Regions from separate parts of the Homo sapiens genome. Here region 2 is linked to region 1. Evidence: read pairs that join two places in POLR2A ChIA-PET (ENCODE). Cell type or tissue: GM12878. All regions are shown on one strand. Links, peaks and the distances in the headings refer to the core of each region. The heading gives the core; the rest is flanking DNA.

Evidence for each region. Peaks named below come from ENCODE experiments on the same cell type or tissue, not always from the same donor. Only the 100,000 strongest peaks of a DNase experiment are listed, where the experiment ranks them.
Region 2: POLR2A ChIA-PET joins it to region 1 with 14 read pairs; 8 of 35 experiments call an interaction of 5 or more read pairs at or near these places.

Annotation. Positions count from the first base shown.
Region 1 is chr1:160,697,580-160,710,406 of GRCh38, reverse strand. The region is part of intron 1 of CD48 (CD48 molecule); the gene reads left to right. It overlaps LOC124904439 (endogenous retrovirus group K member 18 Env polyprotein), which reads right to left. Exons shown (of 1, transcript XM_047438433.1): 1 at 5,049-12,827. The coding sequence ends at 11,397. Among named protein-coding and RNA genes, the nearest start is that of CD48, 7.8 kb to the left of the region's middle. RefSeq lists an enhancer at 1,613-1,682. In GM12878, for the core only: a CTCF peak has its summit at 4,562 (motif pointing left); a DNase peak (open chromatin) is centred at 1,392; H3K4me3 peaks cover 7,687 bases; H3K27ac peaks cover 5,974 bases.
Region 2 is chr1:160,760,503-160,776,334 of GRCh38, reverse strand. It overlaps LOC105371470 (a long non-coding RNA gene), which reads left to right. Exons shown (of 3, transcript NR_188636.1): 2 at 1-16; 3 at 121-3,625. Among named protein-coding and RNA genes, the nearest start is that of LY9, 28 kb to the left of the region's middle. RefSeq lists enhancers at 7,863-8,312, 8,343-8,392. In GM12878, for the core only: a CTCF peak has its summit at 7,825; DNase peaks (open chromatin) are centred at 7,874 and 8,525; H3K4me3 peaks cover 610 bases; H3K27ac peaks cover 2,295 bases.

The DNA.
Region 1 (12,827 bases), core at 61-8,060:
ATAACACCCGGGCTATAACCTGGGTTAGTAAAATACAAATTAAGCACTTACTGTGTGTCAGACATTGTGCTAGGCCTTTTGCATACTTTTTCATTTAACTTTCATTAGAAAATAGTGAGGTGGCTATTATTATCTACATTTTTCAGATGAGAATACTGTCTTGCAGAGAGATTAAGAAATTCTCCTAAGGGCACACAGGTCTAACTTCCAAACCATTCTATTATGATTATACCTTTCCTAGACTAAGGCGAGGGAATCTTGGTGAAGGTCAATGTGTCTAAATCTCTTAATTTTACTGTTTGCCTTAAAAGAGGCGTTTTCTCTTACCTCTGGGCTTATGTACATGCCTTCTTTCCACCTAGATTTCTCTCCCTCCTGCCCTCTCCCTGCCTCTCTTTTAGGCTTCTGTTTTTATGTGACTTCTTCTTGGACTGTCTGCCTGTGACTGTGTTCTGAAGGCATGGTTAGATGGGAACCTCAGGCTCCAGATTATGGTTTGTGAATTGCTTGGTGGATCATCTGTTTCCTTGAACTTTTTGAGGACAGAAACCATGTGCAGTGTTGTGCTGCTGAACTTAGCACAGGCCTGGAGTGTGGCATGTGCTCAATAAATAATTGTTACACAAATGAATGAACAACTTCAAAAAACTTCCTTTTGGACTACACATCCATATCTTCCTGAGAAGTGCAAGTAGTTCTCTCCTCTGCCGTAAGGGATGCTTCTGTGGAAAACTTTGAGAAGCACTCTTAGCTCTCTTCTTCCTTCTCTCCTCAGACTTGGGTTTCTCAGTTCTTTGGTTTCAAGGCAATGATTTAGGGCATGCTCCACAACTACCCAATTCCCCATCTGTCCACAACACTTAGCAGGATGAAGTAGACAGAGTATTGTACTAGAAATGAGATGACCTAGTTCTATCTGGGTTCCATGCTGTGGAATTTTCAACAAGTCATTAAAGCTTCCTGAGCCTCAGCTTCCTCAGCTCCATAATGGGTATAATAATCTGTTCCTCATTTCTTCAAGGGGTTGCTATTAAGATCAAATAAAATAAAAAATGTGCAATTGCTTTGCAATTGTGACACATGCGGAATCCGATACAGATGAAAACCTGGGAAGAGCATCAGTAAATTCTTAAGCCCCAAGCAGTCTCCTGAGCCCAAGATCAGAACTTCTGTCTCTTAAACATCTTCTCTAGACTCTCCAGACACGTGTCTAAAACTTAAGTCATCATCTCTGTTTCCGCTATGTATTGCTATTTAACAAGCTGCCACAATACCGTGGCTTAAAATAATAACAATGATTTACTTTGCCCACAGATTTGGGGGAAGACTGTTCATCCTGTCTCACTTTCATGTGCTTTTCATGTGCTTGCAATCAGATCATGGTGTGGCCTAGAGTCATGCAAGGCTCTTCACTCACAGGGCTACTGCCTGAACAGAGGGAGGCTCAAAGTGCTGGGTGGCTAGTGCCACTCAGCAGAAGCCTCCCAGAGTTGGTGTCCCAAGAGAAATAGGCAAATGCTGCATGGTCTTTTCTAAGCTAGCTTTGCAGGTCACACTTCCGGTGTATTCCATTCATTGAAGCCATCACCGAGCCTACTCAATTTCAAGGTGAAGGGGCACAAAGTCCATCATTTGATGAGAGGACCATCAAAAAATTTACAGACTTAAAAAAAAATACTACAATCCTTCTTCCCCCAAACCTACTGCTCCTCCACTGTTCCCCACCTCTATAAATGACATCTCCACTTGTCTAGTTGCTCAGGCCAGAATTCTAGGAGTCATCCTTGCTTCTTTTCTCTCCCTTGCTTCTCATGCCCAATGAGTAAGTCCTGTTAATTCTACTTTCAAAAATATCTCTCAAATATGTCCAATTCCATCCAGCCCCATGCTACCTATCTCAGATCAAGCCACCATTTTCTCTTATCACCAATTTCCACAATGATCCACTATCCTAACTGCTCTATTTACTGCATTCTCTCTAGCTAACCTGTTCTCTACCCTGCTGTCGGTATACATTTTCTAAAATGGTTCTCTGTTTGCATCACTCTTCTGCTTAAAATCTTTAGTGGCCACTGTGGGAAATGAGAAAGCAGAAGCTGTGAGCCTAAAGTTCACATTTCATAATGAGCTCACTTGCTACCCTCCTTAGTCTATGTCCTAGCCAGTGAGCTACTTCCTACTCCGCAAATGAATTTCATTTTTGTGTTTCTGGGCGTTTGATTCTTTTTCCCTCTTGTTGGAATATTCACTACCCCCAGTCGTCATCTTTCCCTGGTTTCATCCCACTTAGGCTAATTCCTCGTACAGAAGCCATTCTCAACCCCCAAATTCAAGTGAGGTGCTCCCTTTTATATGCCCTCTAAGCATTCCGTATTTTCCTTTTCCTAACACTTATCACCAATAGCGAAATCATCTGATTAATTTTGTTGATTCACTGGAATGAAGCTCAAGGGAAGGAGCCACATCTATCTATTGCACCCTTACAGAGCCAAGCACATAGTAACTGCTTACTGCATAGTTATTCGATGAGTGAATACATGAGGAAGTTCATGTACGCATGTATGCATGGAGGGATGGGTGGATGGAGGGAGGGAGCAAAGGAAAGAAGGAAGGAATAAATTTTGAGTCATTGTTTCAGTCAAGCTGGGGTCTCAGAGTAGCTCTTACTGGCCCTGATAAATTCTTTCTCCCATTTCCCACAGTGGCTATTTCAAACTTTCACCCTATCCTCAAGGCCCCTTACCTCAGTCCTCTGCCCTCTCAGCAAAGCATGTGCCTCCTTCTTTGCAGAAGAAATCGAAACTAGAGACCATTAGGCAGGAAGCCCTTCAACTTCCTGCCCACTATCTTCAAACTGGTAACTTTTCTCCACCACCAGCTGTCTTTCCTCCTTCTCTTTTCCCTCAGAGGATGAAGTGTCCCTCCTCCCAGTCAAGACCTGTGCCACTAACTCTGCTCTGAGTCCCACTAGCCCAGGCTCGTCAATCACCTCCCTTCTCTTCATGTCTTCCCTCCACTGAATCCTTTCCTTGGCCTACCATAGCTTAGGTCTTTCCCTACTTGAATAACAAAAACAAAATACTCTCTACTTTTTCATGACCCTTTACATACCGCCCTACCATTCTTTTTCCCATTCAAATTGCAACGTCTGAAGAGAAGAGTCTATTTTTATTGTTTCTCCTTCCTCACCTTCAGATTGCATTGCAGTGTTGCCCACTGAACTCATTATAGTTCCCATCTCAAAAAATAGTAGCCTGCTCAGCTTCTCACCAAGACACAAACCTGAGGTCTTGGTAGCTATTGCAAAATTACTTCCTAAAAAGGGTTGTACAGGCTTGTTAAATATTTAATCTTATGAGAGAGCTTCAGGTAACTCTGTCTCCACATCCTTAACACTCATCTTCTTTTCTTCCTTAAGAGTTTTACTAGAAACCATGTGTTTTGTTTTTATTATTTTTATTTTTCTCAATATATGAGGAAACCAAAGAAGCCAACCATGTGTCTTGTTTTATTGGAGTAACCGGAACTTACTCTTTAAAACCTTTCCCTTTCCTGGGGAGACTCTATGGTCCTGGGATTATGACTTCCTTTGATCTGAATTTTTTCCCGTTACAATTCTGTTTTTCTACAGACTAGAAACATGGGCGGGCACAGACAGGATCTGGTTCTATTTCTTCTTCTTTTTTTTAAAAGTGAAAGCGAGTTCATTAAGAAAGTAAAAGAATAAGATCCAACTTTGTTACTTTATCCCAATCATCCAGACATATCACCAAATACTTCCTGTTAGAATTAAATCAAAATAGTAGTTTTTTAAAAGGTTGCTTCAGCTACTTCCTAAAAAGTGGAATTGTTAAGAAGGCAAATCAAGATTTTATCAGCAGTTAATCACTTCTTTATTTCTCGGTAAGAAGTTACAGCCAACCATCAGGACAGCCTTTTTGGAATTGTTACACATGGGTGGTTAAGGAGGGAGAGAAGAAAGATACAATACTGTATGCTTACCTGTCATCAGCACTCATAATATACTGAAATTGGCTGAGCATGGTGGTTCACACCTGTAATCCCAGCACTTTGGGAGGCCGAAGCAGGTGGATCACCTGAGGTCAGGAGTTTGAGACTAGCCTGACCAACATGGTGAAACCCCGTATCTACTAAATACAAAAAATTAGCCCGGCGTGGTGGTGCATGCCTGTAATCCTAGCTACTTGGGAGGCTGAGGCAGGAGAATTGCTTGAACCTGGGGGGTGGAGGTTGCAGTGAGCTGAGATTGCACCACTGCACTCCAGCCTGGGTGACAAAAGTGAAACTCCATAAAAAAAATTATATATATATAAGTGATCTGTCTGGTGTTACTACCTGCCTCTGTCATCAGACAGTGGATTGTGCTATCTTCCTGAGTGTAAGTCTGAGACATCCTGGGGAGTCTGCCAAAGATGACCTAGCTCAGTACTTCTCAACCAGGGTGAATGTGGGAGAATTTTGTCCCTCAAGGGACATTTGGCAATATCTGGATACATTTTTGGCTGTCACAACTGGACAAGTGTTACTGGCACCTAGTGGGCAGATACCAGGAATGCTGGCAAACATCTTACAATGCACAGAACAGCCCCCTACAAAAAAGAATTATGTGGCCCAAAATGTCAATAATGTCAAGACTGAAAAACATTGATCTAGACTGCCTATTATGACCGCTTCTATTAATTCATGTGGAAACAACTAACAGAAGGAGAACAAATCTGGAATATGTCTAGTGATTTTAAACTCCTAGAAAGAATGTCCTCCTAGGCTGTATGCTCCAAGAGGCCAGAGACTGTATCTGCCTTGCTGACAGCAGAGTCTAGCACAGCGCCAGGCATGTTGTGGTTGTGCGATGACTGTATTCATGTAATCCATTTTACAAAACATATCTTAAACATTAATTAGACCACAGCCTCTGTCTTCTCTAACATCCCCTTCATCACATTTCTGTTTTTGTTGGGTGGCATCTCAGTTATGGGCATTTTGAGGTCTGGCCAAGGGGAAGTAGAAATGGGAAGTACTTAGTTGGGGTTAGTGGGATACATGTATGAGGGTTGAACTTATTCTGTCAGAGGGATTATAGGGCATGGGCTGGACCAATCAGAAGCACTGTAGAAATGAATGCCTAGGTATTTCCGTGTACAAACCAGGACAGGGTAAGTGCTTAATAAACATTTGTTGAATAGATGGATGAATGGTTGGAAGGCTGAATGAACAGGAACTTGAAAGCCCTGGGGTCACAGACATTTTTATCTTTTAGTGGTTGAGAATGTTTTTGGAAATGATGGATATGTGGAAAGTGAACAGCTAGTATATATCATGTTGAAGAGTACAACTGAGTTTTTGTGCGGCAGCATATGACACCAGAGTGATATAGGACATATTTCCTCTTCTTCTACCTTTAGCTTTTATTCCACAGCTCTTGTTTAGCCTTTGTATACATATTCTAAGTTCTCCCTCCACAAAAAGGACCAATGGACCTCCCTTCATCTTGTACTTTGTCCTTATCATCTTTTCTTTCTCCTTATCTTAACCAAACCAGGTTTTTAAAAATGACCTGAGGCTTATATAATTTGGAGTATTCTCATGAAAAAGAAAAATAATAAAAGAACAAAACTGGAAATACAAATAGGAACAAAAATAAATTCAATTAGAATAAAAAAAAAGAAATCCCAGGGAATTAGTTCAGGTTAAAAAAATACAAATACTACAAAGAACATGACAGCATAAAAAATAGCAGCATAATTTTAGTTAATTAAATGCCTTCGTGCTTCCACAATACTTTGCTACTGAATAGCTCTGGCTGTTGTTCACTTCCAACCTGCTTTCTCCTCTGCTTCCCACCTGCAGCCCGATTGCAACATGTCCATGGCCATTGCCAGTGAGTCAGTGCAGAGGGCAGCAAGAATATTCCTGGATGCCATTTCTTCACTGAAGTGGGTAGCGGGAACTTCACACACAAGAGTTTGCAACCCTCATACATGTATCCCGCTAACCCCAACTAAGTACTTCCCATTTCTACTTCCCCTTGGCCAGACCTCAAAATGCCCATAACTGAGATGCCACCCAACAAAAACAGAAATGTGATGAAGGGGATGTTAGAGTAGACAGAGGCTGTGGTCTAATTAATGTTTAAGATATGTTTTGTAAAATGGATTACATGAATACTGCTAGGGCTCCTCCAGGGCCATCCAAGAAGCCCTGAAGCTTCAGCTTCATCACTTTCACGGGAAATCTGCCTCTGATCCAAACTTTGTGAAACAATGGTTTATACAGTCTCCACTTTGTTACCTTCTAATAACTTGCTTCTAAATACATTGTAAATGCACACACAAGACATGAGCCACTTTTACAGGAAAGCATTTTTTTTTTACAGGACAAGACATTATTAATAAAGCTAAAATGTATCTACTCTCTCCAATCTCACTCCCTCTCTGACTGTGTCTCTCAACACCCAATCCCCTTGTTCACTCCACACTACCCACTCGCCACCTCCTTGCTGTTGTTTATGTATGGCAGGCAAATCCCTGCCCCAGGGCCTTTGCTCTGGCTCTTTCCTCTGTCTGGGTCCCTCCTACCCCAGATACCCTCTTGGCCACCTCTCTCCTCCAAGTCTTTACTCAGATGTGACCTACTTATCACCTTATAAATGAAGTTCACCCTTTTGCCCCTACCAGTACTTGTGACTCCCCTTACCTTATTCTAGGTTTTCTCCTCTGTCATGGCAGTTATCATCTCCTTACATACTATACAGTGTGTTCTGTTAGTGTGTTGATTGCTTACGTTTTTTCACCCCACTCTAATGCAAGCTCTGTTAAGGTAGGGATCTTTGCTGCATGTACCATAGATATGCTAATTCTTCTCTCTTCAAACCTCCAGCATCAGCTAATGGCTCCAGGACCAAACTACACTTTACCTATCATTCTCCAGGCCATCCCCCATCCACTACAGCCCCTCACCCTCCTGTCGTTTCGGGTCCTAAACCGGTCTGCATCGATATGCGCTGTTCAATCTTACCTTTTTTAAAAGAATTTAGGGATGCTTGTACTCAGTATGGTCCTACTTCTCCTTATGTTAAGATGGTTTTACAAACTTTTCGTACTGAAGTCACTTACTTCCCTTAGATTGGGACCTTTTGGCAAAAGCTGTTCTAACCCCATCTCAGCATTTACAATTCCGTATTCCATACCTGGTGGTCAGAAGAGGCCCATTTGCAGGCTCAGCTAAATAGCAGTAATGGCATTCTAATTACTCAGGCTCAGCTCACAGGCTCCGATAGTTTCTCTGATGCTTATGCCCAGTTAAACTTTGATGCCCTTACCACAGAACAAGTAACAAAGGTGTGTATGAGAGCTTGGGATAAATTACACGCTCCAGGCCAAGCTCCTGTTCCTTTTACCATAGTTAAACAAAGTCACTCTGAATTATACCCAGATTTTTTGGCTAAATTACAAGATGCTGTTCAAAAATCTGTCTCTGATGAGCGCACTCAAGGCATTCTCCTTTATATGTTAGCTTTTGAAAATGCAAACCATGAATGTAAAATGGCCATGCATTCTGTCCAACGCAAAATTTACCTGATCACGAGGTGTTGCCTGCATATATTAAAGCTTGTGAAGGCATTGGATCAGATACCCACAAAGCTATTCTGTGGGCACCGGCCATGAAGGACACCAACCAAACTGGTCCCATTAATTCTTCTCTTGGAGCCTGCTATAATTGTGGCCAACTTGGTCATATTCAAAAAAGTTGCACTGTTAAAAACTTACAAGCGGCCAAGTCGGTTCAACAAACATGGCCAAATGCTGCTCCTACTGTTTGCCCACGTTGTCGCAAAGGTAAACATTGGGCAAATGTTTGCCGCTCTAGGTATAATGTAGATGGAAACCCCCTACCACAACACCAGGGAAACAGGGAGCGGGGCCTGGGATGGACCCGACATCAAATAGGACACTTCAAACTCAGACCAACATTGCGTTTCCACTTCAGGCAGTCCCAGTGCAACCCCCAGCACAAACAAATCTACCTACAACCAAACCAAATAGGTCCCAGCCTCTACTTCTGTCTCAGTACAATGCTTGTCCTCCTCCACAGTAGGAGGCGGGGTGGTTGATCTCTTTAGTACTATTCCTCTAAATTTACTTCCTGATTCTTTGCCTTTGATTGTCCCCACGGGGGTCACTGGCCCTTTACCTCAAGGTTCAGTGGGCCTGGTGTTAGGTAGAGCATCCACCTCTGCTAAAGGATTCACCATTCATACTGGTCTCATTAATTCTGATTCTGTTGATGAGATTAAATTAATTGTGTCTGCCAAGTTTCCTATTTCCATTGCGTCTGGTGAGTCAGTTGCTCAACTGCTTTTACTACCTAATATCATTTTAAACAAAGGCGATAAGACATGTGGCCCTGGGATAGGCTCCGGCGGTGAAAAGGCCACTTACTGGATTAATGTAATTTCTAAACAACGGCCCACCTGCATCATACACATTCAAGGAAAAAAGTTTGAGGGCCTAGTAGATACTGGTGCCGAAGTTTCTGTTATTTCCTCTAGTTTATGGCCTTCCTCTTGGCTTAAACATCCCACTAAGGTAGGACTAGTAGGTGTTGGAAAGGCCGAGGAAATTTATCAGAGCACATTTATCTTGCTTTGCACTGGCCCTGATGGTCAAAAAGGTACAATTCAGCCCTATATCATGCCAATTCACATTAATCTTTGGGGTAGAGATTTACTGGCAAAATAGAGGGCTGAAATTAATATTCCACATAACTCTTCTAGTGCTCCCAGTCAGCATATGATGGAAAATATAAGGTTTGTTCCTGGATTACCAAACCCCTCCCAGTCACTATAAAAGAAAACAGGGCTGGTTTAGGTTATTCTTTTTAGTGGCAGCCACTGCCATACCTCCTGATCCCATTCCCTTACAATGGAAACCTAAAACTCCCGTTTAGGTTCAGCAGTGGCCGCTTTCTAAAGAAAAACTGGAGGCTTTAAATCAATTGGTTTCTGAGCAGTTGCAACTTGGATATGTGGAACATTCTCTTTCCCCTTAGAATTCTCCTGTGTTCCTAGTAAAAAAGAAATCAGGCAAATGGCGGATGGTAACCGATTTAAGGGCCATTAATGCTGTAATTAAACCTATGGGGGCCGTCCAACCTGGCTTTAATACCTAAAAATTAGCCTCTCATAGTTATTGATCTTAAAGATTTTTTTTTATATTGCTTTACATAAATCAGATTGTGAAAAATTTGCTTTTACTGTACCATCTATCAATAATCAGGAACCTGCAGTTCATTATCAATGGAAAGTACTTCCTCAAGGAATGCTAAATAGCCCTACAATCTGCCAGCTTTATGTTGGGCAAGTGCTTTCACCAGTTCAAGCCCAATTTCCCGAGGCCTATATTCATCATTATATTGATGATATTTTAATTGCTGCCCCCACTGATAAAGAATTGACTGTTACCAAATTTTGAGCTGCTGTGTTATAGAGGCTGGATTACACATTGCTCAAGATAAAATTCATCAGACCACTCCTGTTCAATATTTAGGAATGGTGGTCGATAAACAATGTATTCAACCTCAAAAAGTTCAAATTAGGAGAGATTCTTTAAAAACTTTAGATGACTTCCACAAACTTTTAGGTAACATTAATTATTTAAGACCTACTTTAGGCATTCCAACCTATGCACTGTCTAACTTGATTTCTATGTTGCGGGGAGATTCCAATCTCCACAGCGCCAGGATTTTGACCTCTGAGGCTTTAATAGAACTGGAATTTGTAGAAGAAAGAATCCAGACTGCCCAGTTATCTAGAGTACAGCCATTTCAGCCTTTTCAGCTTCTAGTTTTTGCTTCATTACACTCCCCTACTGGACTAATAGTTCAACATAATGATTTAGTGGAGTGATGTTTTCTTCCTTATTCTGTCTCAAAAACTTTGTCTGTTTATCTAGACCAAATAGCCATATTAATTAGACAGGCTTGGTGCAGAATACTTCAAATTTCTGGATTTGATCCAAATATAATTGTAGTTCCTTTAAATTGGCTCAAAGTTCAAGCTGCCTTTCAACATTCTGTACTGTGGCAAATTCACTTGGCTGATTTTATTGGCGTTATTGACAATCATTATCCAAAAAACAAATTATTTGATTTTATAAAAATGACTTCTTAGGTGGTTCCTCGATTAACCAAAAATCAACCCATTCCTGAGGCCGTTACAGTGTTCACTGATGGCTCCAGTAATGGCAATGCTGGCTATGTAAGTCCTACAGACAAACTTATTTCTACCTCTTATACTTCTGCTCAAAAGGCGGAGTTAATTGCTGTGATTACTGCCTTACAGGATTTCCCCAAACCTTTAAATATTGTCTCATGAAGGGGTGGGTTGCCCCTCCACACCTGTGGGTGTTTCTCATAAGGTGGAACGAGAGACTTGGAAAAGAAAAAGACACAGAGACAAAGTATAGAGAAAGAAATAAGGGGGCCCGGGGAACCAACGTTCAGCATATGGAGGATCCCGCCAGCCTCTGAGTTCCCTTAGTATTTATTGATCATTCGTGGGTGTTTCTCCGAGAGGGGGATGTGTCAGGGTCACAAGACAATAGTGGGGAGAGGGTGAGCAGACAAACACGTGAACAAAGGTCTTTGCATCATAGACAAGGTAAAGGATCAAGTGCTGTGCTTTTAGATATGCATACACATAAACATCTCAATGCTTTACAAAGCAGTATTGCTGCCCACATGTCCCACCTCCAGCCCTAAGGCAGTTTTTCCCTATCTCAGTAGATGGAATGTTCAATCGGGTTTTATACTGAGACATTCCATTGCCCAGGGATGGGCAGGAGACAGATGTCTTCCTCTTCTCTCAACTGCAAGAGGCATGCTTTCCTCTTATACTAATCCTCCTCAGCACAGACCCTTTACGGGTGTTGGTCTGGGGGATGGTCAGGTCTTTCCCTTCCCACGAGGCCATATTTCAGACTATCACATGGGGAGAAACCTTGGACAATACCTAGCTTTCCTAGGCAGAGGTCCCTGCGGTCTTTCGCAGTGTTTGTGTCCCTGGGTACTTGAGATTAGGGAGTGGTGATGACTCTTAATGAGCATGCTGCCTTCAAGCATCTGTTTAACAAAGCACATCTTGCACCGCCCTTAATCCATTTAACCCTGAGTTTGACACAGCACATGTTTCAGAGAGCACGGGGTTGGGGGTAAGGTCATAGATTAACAGCATCTCAAGGCAGAAGAATTTTTCTTAGTACAGAACAAAATGGAGTCTCCTATGTCTACTTCTTTCTATACAGACACAGTAACAATCTCATCTCTCTTGCTTTTCCCCACATTTCCCCCTTTTCTTTTCGACAAAACCGCCATCGTCATCATGGCCCGTTCTCGATGTCACTGTCTCTTCGGAGCTGTTGGGTACACCTGCAGACTAACAACAGACAAAACAGGCACACAATGATTAATATGAGATTTATAATCATAGTACTTCTGATGGTCTTAATCCAAGTGACAGGGTTAAGATTTGCGAGGCCATCAGCAACTCCTGCAATTGCCTCAGTTCCTGGCACCAAATTTAAATGGGCTTTTGATGCTTCGAAAATTTGTTCTTTTAATTTGGAAATGTCTAAAGTGAGATTATCTTCTCTTCCCTGTAGATGGCGTCTAACCATGTCCCAGTGATGCTCAGACTCATTATAAATTTGGGGTGTAATACAAAAATCTGACGTATTCCAGTCACACTGTAACTGGAAATGATGTTCTAAGGTCATGAGCCTGTCTCCCATCCAAATGACAGTTTGTCTAAGATCATTAATTTGACTTGCCAATTTTTGATCAATACTAGATTGTGAATTCCACAATCTTGTAGAATTCTTTTGCCAATAATTAACAAAGTTTACTGACTGAACAGAAGAGTGCAATGCAACTCCTGCCACAGCAGCCGTAGCTGTGACTGCAATTAATCCCATAATCACTGCAATTAAAGTAAAAATGAATCTTTTGGATCTATTTAAAATGCCTTTTAATATTTCAGTCAAAATATGGATGGATGGCGAGGCCTCCCACGGTCGGTCCGTGGACACAGGGATCCACATGCCTTCTCTTGCTCTCACCAGCAGAATACGGTGCTGCCAATTAAAAGTTGAATCAATGCAAGTAAACAATCTACAATTTTCACAGGTTATAGTTTGGGAGGCTGGTTTAATAACTATATTTCCTACAACTAGCATATAAGGGGGCTTTATGCAACTTTGTAAAGGAACCGTTAGAATGGAATTTAGGTCGATAGTATAAAATGGCTTACGATATCTTGTTTCTAAAGTTTGATTTCCAGACCAAATTCTAATGTGGTGTGAGGCCACAGTAAGCCTCCACAATTCTGGATGTTCAGGACCAGAAACAGGACTTATTATTTTTGGTCTTGGGGTAGAGATTCCTTTTTCTTCCCATTCCCAAAGGTAGAAAGACTGTAATTTTTTATGCTTATGTTTGTCTAGACTTTCTGTTAAGTCGCTATCAACAGCTGGACTCACTTGTGCACTTGGACACGACTGAGTTTGTCCTGAGCAATTGTGGTAGAATTGACCTCGAGGTGCCCAATCTATAATAGTTTCGAATTCATTGTTTTGTAATATCACCACACTATTGGCCACACATTCTTCCCAAACTAAAACTTCTGTATTCTTTGATCCTTTAGGAATTTCCTTGGGGCAAGTTTTCCCTTTAGGTCTAAATTTTAATGATCTTTGATAAGAAAAGTCTTGTAAATAATTTACCCGTGGCCTGAGTGACATCCCGCTTACCAT
Region 2 (15,832 bases), core at 4,148-12,147, 62 kb before region 1:
ACCCTGCTTGTCTATGGTAAGGAGGGCTGGAGGGCCCCACATTTGAAACTGAGCTTTCCTCTACCCTGTTTGGCCAGACCAGAGCCTTCTCATAGCTCAAGCTTTCCCTTCTTGGTTCAGAGATGCTGTAGGAGTTGAACATCTTTGCCAGCTCCCAGATCATGAAGGATGGGACCTGCTTCATCACCCTGGCCTGCTCCCTGGAACAGGCTGGAGAGAATGTGCAGAACAGCTGGGAGCCTCCTAGTCATGGGGCAGTTGTGTCCCATGGGGGGACCACTCTCAGTGTCCCCTGGATATCTGGGGAAAGTGAGAGCTATCACTGCACTGCCAGGAATCCCACCAGCCAGAGCTCCAGCTCTGTCCTTACCAGACCCCTTTGCTCAGGTAATGTTTTTCCTTCTCTGACTCTCTTCTTCCTGGCAAGCCTTGGTCTAGTTTCTTAGCATCCCTGCCTCTCTTCCTCTTGGATCCAGGAGCAATTGAAGAAAGGGAGGAGCCAGATTAGTTGGCAGCAGGAAGTGTCTCTGGGGTGGCAGGAGACAAGGGCTCTGGAGCCACCATCCCAGGGCCCGCTTCGGTCCACCTTTTCTCTGTTGGCCTCGGTCCTCTGTGCCTGACCTGCTGCAGACTCAGCGAGGCATTCAGCTCATTCCTGGGACTCCCTGAGGAAAAGTGCTGCCTCACCCACACTCAACCCTGCACAGCCCACTGAGGAGAGCTTCGAAACCCCTTGCCTGTGTTCTCAGAGAGGACTTACCACCTCCCCTTGCCTAGAGGTGCTCTGAGAGACACTTGAGGCTGTGCTCTTCTGGCAGGCAAGGGGAGGCCTCTCATGGTGTCCCTGGTCCCATTTGGCTTAGTCATAGGTCATGGCTGGAAACTGTGTTAGTTCAAACATATCCTGTCTCTCCTCTTCTCAGTTGCCTTCTGAAACAGCTGTCTTTCCTGACTCCAGATCTTCAATCATTCATTCTCCACCCACTTGCTGCTGATTTGCCCCTCCAGCTACATCCTGATGGATAAATTCATTGGCCACTTTTAAATTCTGTTATCCTTGGCTTCTCCCAGCACTTGACACATTAACCTGCTCTCCTTTGTCACCTGGGCTGCTCTCTCCTGGGACATCTTCCCTTGGATCAGGATCCTTCTCAAGACTGGTGCCTCAGGCCTTTCTCCACTCCCCTTGTTTTCTTTCTGTTGCCAAAGGCAGAAATGCCAGTGTCATTTAGGGCCCCTCCTCTTCCCCACCACATCCTGCCATTGCTCACCCTTTCCCTTTATTCCTTGCCTGGACCACTCCACAAACTCCTAACCACTCCTTCCTTCCTTAATCTTTTCCTTCCCAATCATCTTCCAGATTGCACTGCCAGAGGTCTAATTCTAAATTAAGAAATGCTTGTGTTACTTTTTAGCTTAAAACTTTAGGACATGAGAGGGAATGTGGAAGTGTTGATTAAACGGTAATAGTTTCAGACAGACAGGAGGAATAGGTTTTGAGATCTATTGCACAGAAGGCGACCATGGTCAATAATAATGTATTATACAGTTCAAAATAGCTGAGGGAGTACATTTCAAATGTCTCACCGTAAAAAATGGTAGGTGAGTGAAGATATGTTAATTAATTTGATTTAATCATGCCACATTGTATACATGATCAAAAATCACATTGTTCACCGTAAATGCATGCTGCTGTGATTTGTCAATCAAAAATAGTAAATATTTTAAAAACTAAAAAAAAGCCCTATGATGTCTGCCCACTATCTAAGGTATTTAAACAATTATTCATTCATTTAAGCCACAGGTATTTACTGAGTATCTTTTATGAACCCTGTGCTGTTCTAACCATTGTAGATACAATGAAGAAGAGGTCCAGATAAATTTCTACCCCTCATGTAAATCACTGTTACAATCATCACAACCTGCACCTGACTAGCTTTTTGGCCATTTCATCTTCCAGTCAGCCCTGGGAAATGACTTTGGGAGAGTTCTGTATTTTGTTGTACAAAGACAACATTGAATGTGTTCTATTATGGGCTTTTTGTGTCTGTGCTCTCCACTGAACTGTGAGAAAAACACATTCTTACTGTTCTCTGCATCTCTAATACACAACGAGTAATAGGTGTCAAAAAATGTGGGTCTGACAAGTATTTAAAAAGCATCTGCGCTGGGTGTTGTGGGACACATGCAGACATGATAATTGGCTGTAGACGTTCACAGTCTCCCTCTCTCTACGGGGCCTGATGGACATTTCAGTTCCGCCCCCACATTCGGCTACCTGAAGGGGCCTCCAGCCCAGCCATGCCTCTGACTTGTCTTCCTTCAAAATCATTTTCCCTGTTTCTCTGTCTTCCTGTCTTCCTTTTCTCCCAATTACTAACTTGTGGTCATTGTTCATTCAGCCTCCTTTGTACCCCACTCCCTGAGGAAAGAATTTCTTCCTTTTTTGATTCTGGGAGTTTTGGGGATTGAATAGATTTCACCTGGACATGGGGAGAAACCAAGAAGAGAAGTACGAGATGGCGGCCATCCTGTGAGACACAGAGTTAAAGAAGTTCGCATGTGGAGTGCTGCCTGAGGCCAGCATTTCCTGGTGTGAGAGAAGGACATTGACACTGATTAAGGCATAAACCCTATTTCATTTACAAACTGAGTTCAAAATTATCAGGAAACTGCTATGTGTCTTCTGTTTAAAATAATCTGTTTATGTTTTATTGAAGTGTGTTTTTAAGTGTTCAGAAAGAAAAAGGAGCTTATTTATTTAAGAAAAATTGAATGGAACATAAAAACATTGTTATTGTCACACATATATATTATTAAGTTTTTGTTAATGTTTAAATAACTAGATTCAGCCCAGCTTCAGCTTGAATGTCATCTCCTTGGAGCAGCCTTTGGCCACTATACTTAAGTAGATCTTTCCTCTCATTCATAATCAATGTATGTTTAAAAAAATAATCTGGAGTCTGTTAGGCTGAGACGGCCCTAGCAATCTGGGATTCTACACAAGCAAACAGAAAACCAACTCAGAATGACTTAACCAGTCGGAAACCACCAGGTAATCTCTAAATGGGGAATTCCATTTAAGCCATCAAATATTTTCTTTTCTTCTTTTTATTTTGCATAGAGACAGGATCTAACTCTGTTGCTCAGGCTGGTCTCAAACTCCTGGCCTCAAGTGATCTTCTCACCTTGGCCTCCCAAAGTGCGGAGATTACAGGCATAGACCACCATGCCTGGCACACTTATTTGTTGGTTTACTTATTTATTGTTTATTTCCCTCACAAGATATTCAGCTCTATGAGGATAAGAACTATTTCTATATATATTTTTTCAAAACTAAAAACCCAAAGGGTAATAGTGTTTGGCTTATGATAGATACTTCAACATTTACTGAATGAATGAAAGAATGAATTGGAGTTGAGAATATTTTTTCTTAAGATTTGAAGACTATTAGGAGGTTTTACAAGGATCTGGGGCCTACACCATTGTCTGTTTTCTCTTTCTGCTTTTGATGGAGAGAAGCAGCAAATTAAATCTTTATCCTAAAAGTTTCCTAGAATGCTCAACAGTTAGCAAAAGAAAAAGTTAAAATAAAAGAAACATTTATGTTTTGTTTTGACAGAAAGCTGCTCTGCAGTGCTAGATACGTTAATCTAGAATTTGAACCATATACAAATAACTGAACCAAAAGCAAAATTTAGGTGGGAAACTTTGAGCTTCTCTTTCTTTTTCTTACTCTCAGTTGATCAGCTCATTTCCTAGTTCATTCACAGAGAGGATTGGCAAATATCACCCATTACACACAAAGCTTCCAATCAAGTAGTTAATGACTTATTTGGAAATATAAGAGGGCAGACAGGATCACAAGATATTTGGGGAAGGCCTCTAACATGAAAGACAATCTCCAAACCAAATGAATCAGGGGGAAAAAAGAAACTTGGAAGAAAAGAGATAATACAGGGAGCAGGAGAAAATTAAATAAAATCCCTCAAACAATATTCTTAGAGACATATAAAAAGATTTTCACTTAAAAACAGAAACAGGGTGCCAGCCTAAGAAAAACTGAAAAGTCCAAGAGTAAGAAAGAGCCCTAGTAACAATAAATACATAAATAAAAAGCAGAAAACTTCTAAAATTCAATGGAAGTGTTGGAAAATCAAATGAAGAAACTCTCTCAGAAAGTAGAACTAAAGACAAACAGATGAAAATAAAAGAGAAAAGATAAGGCCATTAAAGAATCAGCCCAGGAACTCCAACCCCTGGATAACACAGTTCCAGAAAGGGACATGTCTTAGTCTATTTTGTGCTGCCATGGCAGAATCCCACAGATCGGATAATTTATAAACAGTAGAATTTTATTTGTCTCATGATTCTGGAGACTGGGAAGTCCAAGATCAAGGGGCTGCATCTGGTGAGGACCTTTTTGCTGCATCATAACATGGTGGAAGGCATAACATGATCAGAAAGTGAGTGTGTGTGTGTGTGTGTGTGTGTGTGTTTGTGTGTGTGAGAGAGAGAGAGGGGAGGGGGCTGGACCCATCCTTCGATTAGGAACTCACTCCCCCAATAACTAACCCACTCCCAAGATAATGGCATTAACCAATTCATGAGGGCTCTTAAAATTCCCACCTCTCAACTCTGTTGTACTGGGGATTAATAGAGGCAGCAGGACCAGAGCACCCAGTGAAAGACATTATCAACTATAGGAAAAACAAAGAATGGTTAGGAAGGAAATTGAATACTCTACATGGCTCGAATGTGAATACTTATTGTCATAAATGTTAAATACAGTTTAGCAAAAAGCTATGTTACAACATACTCTGGCGGGATGGGCAGAAAGGCCTTTGTGTTGCTGAGTGGCTAAAGAGTGTGGAGGACAGTGGATGAGAGAGCCAAATACCTATCTCCATAGCAGGAAGTCAATAACTAATGTCTAAAATCAAGAAAGGACAGAACAAATATATCATTTCTAAATATCAAGGAAGTATCATGAGAAAAAACAAATAATTGACAGTGGTTGCCAGCACAACAGTTGCCAGAACAGCAGTTCTGGGTGTAGTGTGGCAGAAGACTGCTGCTTTTTTTTTTTTCAAAATTTATTATGTCTTATGCTATTAGTTGAATTTTATAACTATATATATGTAGTATTTTGAAAAAAATTAAAATATTAGAAAGCACATGCACCAAGAGATGAAGAACAATAACCAAAAAGAGAACTCAAAGGTCTAGGAACTTGACTGGGTGGAAATGGGAGGATTTTAATGGGCCACGGGGTTCTACAGGAAGAGTGAATGGTTTAAACAAAGAGGCAGAGACTAATCAGTCAAATTTTAGTTGAAACAAAATTAGAGTTGAATATCTTTTCTCCAAATCTAGGTCCAATTATACATTCAACAAAATTCAACATTACTGACTAGTTAATATTTATGCTTATTTACAGATATAACAAAATTTCATAGCTAGGGAAGCAGTTCTGGGGCTGTCAGTGATCTTGCTTGTTATTCCAGACAACTGTCATTCAGGGACTCCAGGTAGCATGATCCTGAGAGCAAATGCACCATTGTTAAAGGCATAGACGTATAAATACAAACCTCTGCCACAGAGCACTATTCACTCTTTGCGTCTGAAGAGAACCAGAACCCCTTAACTCTTGGGCGGCAGCCTGCCGTCTGAATGTGAAGGAGAAGGAAGAATTAGTACAATGCCTGTTTTTGAGCTCTTCAAGTCACCAGCATTTTGTAGGAGTGGAATGCTTCATCTCCTGGCCCCTAACTTCGGGGTAGCAAAATGAGAAGCTAATGCCTGCTGGAAAGGGTCCCAAGATAGAGAAGCTAATGCCTGCTGGAAAAGGTCCCAAGATACTGAAAGCTCTGAGATTGCACTAGAAGAGAAGAGCTCAAATCCTGCCACTTACCCACAAAAAGCCAGGGAAGTGAGTGTCTACTGGAAATTGTTTTAGGTGTGAAGTATGAACTGTATGTATCTGAAGGCTTCCTGCCTTGGTGCTGCCAGATGCCCTTGCTGTGTGACAGGAGGAGGTGAGAACAGGTTGAAAGAGGAGGAAACGACTAATGACCCTTAGGAGCAGATCGATTACCACCCTATGAAAGAGTAAGTTGACAGTTCAGACTATGCAAAAACAAATTGTTGGAAAAGCCCCCTTCATTTTTCTTAGCCGAAAAGTAAACAGATTGCTACAATCTGGCATCTCTGTAGTTTTACCCACTCTCTCCACACCCCAAAGTACAGCCATTAAAGCCCCACGGTCACTACACATGTCTCTGTGTTATGACCTTGCTTTTCTTTCTCCTCGAGGGGACTCATTGACCTTTCTCCATCTGGCTCAATCTGTGTCAAGTTGCTTCTTGACCCATTTGTTTTTCCATCGGTTGTGAGCTCTTTGAAGTTAGGGGTCATGCTTTATCCATCCCTGCTTCTTGGCCATAGCACATAGTTGGTGCTCACTAAATACTTGCTGAAACACTTGTCAACTAAAGAAAAGCCAAGTTTTTAAAGAATTAAAGTGAGTTTTATTTAGTCTTACTGAGGTTGGCAACCCAGGAGAGTCTTTCGGAGAGTTTCTGTTAGACTGCTCCAAAGCAGTGTTTCAGCCTACAGCTTATACATAAGGTGACAGTCATTCTGCCTGTGCTCAAAAGTTATGTAAGAGCAAAATTTCACCAAAGTTTGGGTGCAAGGGTACATCTAGTTATAGATTACAGAGGCATAATGATTAATCCTGTCAACCATTATCTTATGTACAGCAAAAAGACAAAGGCCAGGATCATTGAATTTATCTTTTCTAAAAATGCAGTGATTTAGGTAAGAGATGTGGTAACCTGGGCTCCATCCTTCTTATCATCTTCAGGGCATCCTTCCGAAGGGCTGTCCTCAGTCACTGAGTCAGGGGCTTTGTGAAATTCTGCTGGCAGCTGAATGAGCAAACATGGCCTCTTATGTTTGCTACTTTGTCTTACAGAGTAAGTGAATGTAAAACAAAAACAAAAACAGAATGAATGAATGAAAGTCTCTGTGAGAGAAGCAACCTATCCATTGCTGTTTGCCTTTCCCACAGTTCTGGGTTTGGCTAGGGAGAGTTCACATCCCTGCTGATGTTTATTTTAAATTTCGAAGCAATAAGGAAATTGAAAAATGGACACAAAATTCAGGGGTATCTATTTCCTTTCTATTCATACAGCCTTATATTTTGCCTTCTAAGCTATTCTTTTCCTTGTATTCTTTTTAGACTCTCATTCAGATTATGTTACCTCAATATTCTTCCCTTAGAAGACTTTAAGAAGCAGATTCCATTCAACAGTTTTACTCTACAGAAATACTGTGTGTAAGGCCGGGTGCGGTGGCTCATGCCTGTAATCCCAGCACTTTGGGAGGCTGAGGCAGGTGGATCCCCTGAGGTCAGAAGTTTGAGACCAGCTGGCCAACATGGTGAAATCCCATTTCTACTAAAAATACAAAATTTAGCTGGGTGTAGTGGTGCACACCTGTAATCCCAGCTCCTCAGCTACTCAGGAGGCTAAGGGAGGAGAATTGCTTGAACCTAGGAGATGAAGGTTGCAGTGAGCCAAGATTGCACCACTGCACTCCTGCCTGGGCAACAGAGTGAGACTCCATCTCAAAAAAAAAAAAAAAAGAAGAAGAAGAAGAAGAGGAAATACTGTGTGTTTTCCTCAGTGTTCATGAAGCTTAATGTGCAGGTATTTTCATAAGGTTCTATATTTTATTGAAAAACAGACAACAAAACAAGAAACAGACTAGTAAAATTGCTGAATATGTGCATGGTTTGCCAGCTGGGCCAAGAGGAGGCAGCAGTGAGCTAACCCAGGGCTTGCTGTGTGGCTTGGAGGATCCTGTCACCATCAGCCTGCATTGTGACCTTGCTTTCATTTTCTCTCTCTGAGATGAGGGAGTTAGACTACATGATCCTTAGAGTCTCTTCCAGCTCCAAAATTCTCTGTGTAAGTTTTAAATAGATGTTTGGGACTGATTTAGGTCTGGGAAGAGAAAAGTGAAGGAAACAGACAAAAATTCCCTCCGTTTATGAAGCTTACATTCCCATGGGGCCTTCCAGACCCTACGGTTGTCATAGTGGCGAGGAGGCTGCCTGGATTGGAGGGTATGAGGCTGGGTAGGAAGTCAGACCAGGGCTTGACCAGTAGGCATCAGACAGATCCAGGGACCAGGCAAAGCAGGAAATGAATGAAATTCACTGGGTCCAAGTGAGATGGGAGCAGGGAACAGGCTCTCCACAGAGCCAAGCAATCAGAGGGATTGTGCTAGGTCCCTAACTGACCAGGAGGAGACAGGCAGAGTTGTACCCACAGGACAGTTGGGCCTGCAGAACCTCCAGAACCAGAAAGTCCGTTTAGCAGCCTGACTCAGCAAGGCTTGCTTCTGCTCCTGGGGAGATGCACAGGTCCCAGCATGCAAGTGACTGGGAGGGAACATGGAGAACACAGCAAAGAGGAGGAGCTAGAAAGAGCACCGGAGGAGTGAGGGGAGGAACAGCTCAGAGCCTTATAGCTGACAAGCCTTCTGTAAGGGTGGCGTGAATGAGTGAATGACACAGAGGGGAGTGTTTGCTACTTTGCTTGATCTGTGAGCACTGGTCAGCTGCCTCTTATTATATGCCTCAACTTTATAATGATATGATTAACTGCTATTCTCAGGTCTTCAGTTACTCTTTATACTTAAAGTTCTAGAGGCTCAGTTCTGAATGGAATCTATATAATTAGCCAGTAGTCTCTTTATGATGAGGTAACTTCTGTCGAAGGACTGTGATGTTATACTCTGCTGAACACTTTACGTGTATGATTATCTTTACCTTTAATCTCACTACAATCCTATGAGGTAGAAAGTATCTTTCACATTTTATAGAAGAGAAAACTGAGGTTCCAAGAAACTAAGCATTTTGCTCATGGTCATAGGACTAAGAGAAGATACATGACGTCCAGAGTTGCTTTTCTCTTTCTCTCTCTCTTTCTCTATCTCTTTCTCTCTCTCTCTCTCTCTCTCTCTCTCTCTCTCCCCCCTCCCCTCTCTGTATCTCTTCCTCTCTCCTCTCCAAGTTTTCAGTGTGGTGAAAGTAATGCAGATTAGTGACTAACCACTGTGGGTAGCATGGGTTTTTTCTTCTTTTTCCCCTTTTTAATTACACATCCTTTCCTTTCGTTTTCCTGGTGCTCTAAGCCAGCTCACCCCTGGTTTTTTATTCTGCCTTGTTTGGGATGGAGGTGGTATGCATGGAAGAGCAAAAGCAAAAACTTTAGGTAGCCTCAGCCCTAAAGTAGAGCCAGGATCCACACCAATGTCTCCTCTTAACTGCCTCAACCACTTGCCTTGCTGTCTGCCCATCTTTGAAGTGGAGATCTTAGTGGTTAGCCTCTGGGCCTCACCTTCATCTCTCCCTGTCCTCATCTTGTTTGCTTTCTTCCCAGACTAACTCAGCTCCAGGATTGTCCCTTCTGGAAGCTATCCCATGCGGCTGTCCCTGCCTTATACAGGATCTACCTTGGCAGAGGGAAAACAACTCTTGGTCCTTGTCATGGTAAATTTTATGTGTCAACTTGACTGGGCTAAGGGATGCTCAGATACCAGATAAAATATTGTTGCTGGGTGTTTTCAGAGGTCATCAGCATTGGAATCAGTAGATGAAGTAAAGAAGATTGCCCTCACCAATGAGGGCAGGCATCACACATCTATCGAGGACCTGAATAGAACAAAAACGCAGAGAGGAGGGATAAGGAAGGACTTGTTAAAGATTACAAAATTATAGCTAGATAGGAGGAATAAGAGGAATAAGTTATAGTGTTCTATACCACTCTAGGATGACTACAGTTAACAATAATGTACAGTTTTAGATAACTAGAAGGAGGACATTGAATGTTCCCAACACAAAGAAATGATAAATGTTTGAGATGACAAGTATGTTAATTACCCTTATGTTATCACTACAAATTATATGGCTCTAAACATCACTATGTACTCCAAGAATATGTACAATTATCATTTGTCAATTAAAAATATATACATACCATGGAATACTATGCAGCTATAAAAAAGAATGGGATCATGTTTTCTGCGGGAACATGGATGGTGCTGGAGGCCATTATCCTTAGCAAACTAACACAGGAACAGAAAACCAAATACTGCATGTTCTCACTTATAAGTGGAAGCTAAGTGATAACTCATGGACACAAAGAAGGGAACAACAGACACTGGGGCCTACTTGAGGGTGGAGGGTGGGAAGAGGGAGAGGAGCAGAAAAAATAATGATTGAATAGTAGGCTTAGTATCCGGGAGATGAAATAATCTACCTGACAAATCCCCATGACACGAGTTTACCTACATAACACATCTGCGTATATACCCCTGAACCTAAAATAAAAATTAAAAAATAAAATAAAAACAGAAAGGTGAAGGATGGAAGGAAATTAGTTTCTTTGCTTGAGTTGAGACATCCATCTTCTCCTCCCCTCAGACATTGACAATCCTGGTTCTTGGACTTTTGGACTCAGACTGAGGCTTATACCACTGGCCTCCTAATTCTAAGGTCTTCAGGCTTAAACGGAATTATACGACTGGCTATCCTGGTTCTCTGGCTTGTAGACAGCAGATCATGGGACCTCCTTGACTTCCATAACTGTATGAGGCAATGCCTATAATAAATCTTTATACATGCATATATCTCCATCCTATTGGTTCTGTTTCTCTGGAGAACCCTGGCTAATATAGAGTTTGGTACTGAGAGTGGTTCTACAGGAAACAATTTTAAGAATGGTTATTCTGAATTGGCTCTGGAGTCTCTGGAATTGGCTCTCCAATCTGATTAGATTTAAAGATACTAATGACTATTTCTAGTAGTAAGGAAAGCAGTGATAGTCTGTGACATACACTATTTATATAGAGATAGGAAAAATATCTGCACTGAATACTTCTAATCAACTTATATCTAATCACTTATATGAAGCAAGGAGCTCATTTACTCTGTATATGATACTTTTAAACATTTTTAGAAAATAAGAGAACACAATGACATTGGTTGGTTTCTCCTAATATCAATGGACAAAGTGGTGAAAGAAAGGGATGAGCTTGGGGATTTAAATTCCCCACTGGAGGCTGGGCCCAGTGGCTCACCCCTGTAATCCCAGCACTTTGGGAGGCCGAGGTGGATGGATCACCTGAGGTTAGGAGTTCGAGACCAGCCTGGCCAACATGGTGAAAGCCCGTCTCTACTAAAAATACAAAAATTAGCTGGGTGTGGTGGCGGGCACCTGTAGTCCCAGCTACTTGGGAGGCTGAGACAAGAGAATTGCTTGAACCTGGGAGGCAGAGGTTGCAGTGAGCTGAGATGGCACCACTGCACTCCAGCCTGGGTGACAGAGCGAGACTCCATCTCAAAAAAAAAAAAAAAAAAAAAATATATATATATATATATATCCCAACTGGAGCATGGCATAAATGACCTAAAAGCTTGTAGTGTGCCCTGAAGAAGAGACTTATCTCCTATAGCTGAGAGGCTGAAAACCAAATGCAGAACCTCATCCTGTGATTGGCTGAATTACAATACAAGTTGAACTCCCAAACTTGCAGGGTGTCTACTGTTAAAGCGATGGCATTCATTGGGAAAGAATGATATCCTGTAAGCTGAGAAAGAGACATTGGGAATACCATGATAGAGCTGGGGATATTCAGCCCCTATATGCTTATGAACCTTCTTTGCCAGTGGAAAAGTCCTCCTTCATCCCCAGTGAAAGTAGCCTCCCCACCCACAGTGGTCTTGGTCTTTCCACCTCCTTCTGAGGTGCCACATTGCCAAAGAAAAGAGTAATGCCTTCCCCTAAGGCAATTACCATGCAAAACACTACTGATTCCGGACCCACTCTCCCCACCCCTCTTTGCTTTGAGACCTATAACTAAACTCAAGTCCCAGGAGGCCCCTAAAGATGAGGTACAAAGTGGGACCCATGAGGAGGTGCACTATATTCCAAAAGAACTACATGAGTTTTCTAACTTATATAAACAAAAATCTGGGAAACCTGTGGGAATGGATAATAAGGGTGTGGGGTAATGGTAGAAGGAACATAAAGTTGGGTCTCACTTTATTTATTAGTTAATATGCTGACTGAGCAGAGATTCTACATTTAGTGTTGCAGCTCATGATGTTTGAAAGGGCCCAAGAGGTTGTCTGGTAGATTGAAATCACGGACCAAAATTTACCCACCGTAAGAAATGGAAATGCCTGACCTCCCTTGTTTAGTGTAGAGAAAAGGATCAGAGACTTTGAGAGATTCGAATGTTAGAATGAATATATTATTTAAGACTTACTCACCCACACTGGGAGTATCCAGAAGACGTAACTTTTACACATTATGAGAAATAAATTTATGAGGGGAGCCCCAGCATCCTTGGAGAGCTCCACGATCACTCTTCACTTTGATTACATCTTACAGTGGGAACCACAGCCACTCAACTGGAAAACCTAAACACAATGGGAATAATTGGACCTTAGGTGGCAGGAGCCAAGTGTGGTATTGAACCGCCAAAGGCAAAATGGGAGTAGTTACCATAATAGACAGCAGAGTCAAAGCAGCAATCAGAATAGTCTGACTTGTGCAGACCTGTGGCACTAATGAGGTAATGATGGTGTTCCCAGAAGAAAAACAGATAGGAAGCCTACTAAATTCTTACTTGATTTGTATAAGAAAAAAAAATTTAGATCAAGTGAACAAAAGTTTAACTCAATTCATAAAAACAGTCACAGTCCCTGAATCAATTCCTAGACTTGAGCCAGTTTACAGATCCAAAACCTCTTGAATAAGGGGGAGACCGAGTTCTCTGGAGGAAGGACCCTGGTATACAACAGAGTATTCATATTGTTAATCTTTCTCCCAGCCTTCTCCAAAAGGACCTATAGCCTTTAACTATGGTAACAGTGCATGGGGGAAAAGGAAATAGTCAGATCTTTTGAGAACTATTGGACACTGGCCCTGAACTGACACTGATTTCAGAAGACCAAAACATCACTGTGGCCCTTCGATCAGAGTAGGGGCTTATGGAGGTCAAGTGTGTTTTAGCTCAGATCCATTTCCCAGTGGGTCCAGTGGGTCCCTGAGCCTATTCTGTTGTTATTTTCCTAGTTCCTGAATGCATAAGTGGAATAGACACACTGAGCAGCTGGCAGAGTCCCCACATTGGTTCCCTGACCTACGGAGTGAGGGCTGTTACGGTGGGAAAGACAAAGTGGAAGCCATTAGAAATGGGTGTACCTAGGAAAATAGTAAATCAAAAGCAGTACCACATCCCTGGAGGGATTGCAGAGACAGGTGCCATCACTGAGGACTTGGAATATGCAGGGGTGGTGGTGATTCCCACTACATCCTCGTTGCTCTCCTATTTGGCCTGTGCAAAAAACAGATGAATCTTGGAGAATGACAGTGGATAATCATAGGTTTAACTAGGTGGTCACTCCAGTTGCAGCTGCCATACCAGATGTGGTTTTACTGTTTGAGTAATTAACATACTCCTTGGTATCTAGTATGTAGCTTTTGTTTTTAAATTGACAAATACCTTTTTTTATTTTCTTAAGGCAAATGCCTTTTTCTTCATTCTTATCCATAAGACCCACCAGAAACAGTAGGCTTTTAGCTAACAAGGCTAGCAGTATACCTTCAATATCCTACCTTGGGGGAATATCAACTCTGTGGCCCTGTGTTATAATCATATTTAAGGGAATCTTGATCACCTTTCCCTTCCACAGGATATGACACTGGTCAGTTGCATTCATGACATTATGCTGATTTGACCTAGTGAGTGAGAAGTGGTATCTAGTCTAGACTTATTGGTAAGACCTCTGCATGTCAGAGGGTGGGAGATAAATCTGACTAAAATTCAGGGGTCTTCTACCTCAGTGAAATTTCTAGGGGTTCAGCAATATGGGGCAGACAGAGCTATCCCTTCTAAGGTGAAAGATAACTTGTTATATCTGGACCCTCCTGGAACCAAGAAAGTGGCACAATGCCGAGTGATCCACTTCGGATTTTTGAGACAACATATTCCTCATTCTGGCCCATTTACCTAGTGATCAAAAAAGCTTCCAGTTTTGGGTGGGGCCCAGAACAAGAGAAGGCTCTGCAATGGGTCTAGGCTGCTGTGTAAGCTGTTTTACCACTTAGGCCACATGCTCCAGCAGATCCAATGGTGCTTGAAGTGTCAGCAGCAGACAGGGGTATTGTTTGGAGCCTTTGTCAGGCCTCTGTAGGTGAATCATAGCACAGGCCTTTAGGATTTTGGAGCAATGCCCTGGAGTCAGCTGCAGATAACTACTCTCCTTTTGAGAAAGAGCACTTGGCCTATTACTGGGCCTTAGTAGAGACTGAATGTTTGACCAAATTACCGTATGATCCTGAGCTGCCCATCTTAAACTGGGTATTATCTGATCCCCTAAGCCATAAATTTTGGCATACACAGCAATAGTCCATCATCAGATGGAAGAGTTATATACATAATGAGGCCAAGCAGCCCCTGAAGGTACAAGTAAATTACATAAAGAAGTGGCCTAAATACCCATGGTCCCCATTCCTGCTACACTACTTTCTCTCTTGCAGTCTGAATCTATGGTCTCATGGGTAGTTCCATATTCTTAATTTACAGAGGAGAGAAGATTGGAGAAGACTCAGACCTGGAATACAGATGGTCCTGCATGACATGCAAGCACCATCTGAAAGTGGACAGCTGTAGCACTGCAGCCTTTTTCTGGGATATCCCTGAAGGACAGTGGTAAAGGAAGATCCTCCCAAGTGTGCCAGACTTGAACAGTGCACCTGGTTGTGTACTTTGCTTGGAAGAAGATATGGCCAGATATATAATTATATACTGATTCATGGACAGTAGCCAACACTTTGGCGGAGTGGGCAGGAACTTGGAAGGGTCATGACTGGAAAGTTGGTGACAAAGAAATTTGGGGAATAGGTATCTAGATAGATCTCTCTGAATGTGCAAAAGGAGTGACGATATTTGTGTCCAATGTGAGTACTTACCAAAGGGTGACCTCAGCAGAGGATGATTACAATAATCAAGTGGATAGGATGACTCATTTTATGGATACCAGTCAGCCTCTTTCCCCAGCCACCCCAACGGGCTCATAAAAAAAGTGGCCATGGTGGCGGGGATGGGGTTTTTCATGAGCTCAGCAACATGAGCTCCCACTTACCAAAGCTTACCTGGCAATGGCCACTGGCTGTGTTCTCTGTCAGTAGCACAGACCAACACTAGGACCCCAATATGGCACCATGCTCCAAGTTGATAAGTCAGTTACCCTGTGGCAGGTTGAATACATTGGACCTCTTCCATCATGGGGCAGTGTTTTGTCCTTACTGTAATAGACACTTAATCTAGATATGGATTTGCCTTCCTTGCATGCAATGCTTCTGCCAAAACTACCATCTGTGAACTTACAGAATGTCTTATCCACCATTATAATATTCCACACAGTATTGCTGCTGATCAAAGAACTCATTACACAGCAAAAGATTGTGGCAATGGGCCCATGTTCCTAGAATTCTCTAGTCTTGCCATGCTTATCATCATTCTGAAGCAGTTGGCCTAATAGAACAGTGGAATGGGCTTTGGAAGACTCAGTTACAGCATGAGCTAGGTGGCAATATTGTTTTCATTTGTTCTTAATGCTATAACATAATGTCTTAGACTGAGTAATTTATTAACAACAGAAATTTATTGCTCACAGTTTTGGAGGCTGGGAAGTCCAAGATCAATATACCAATAGATTCAGTGTCTGATGAGGGCTCTCTGCTTC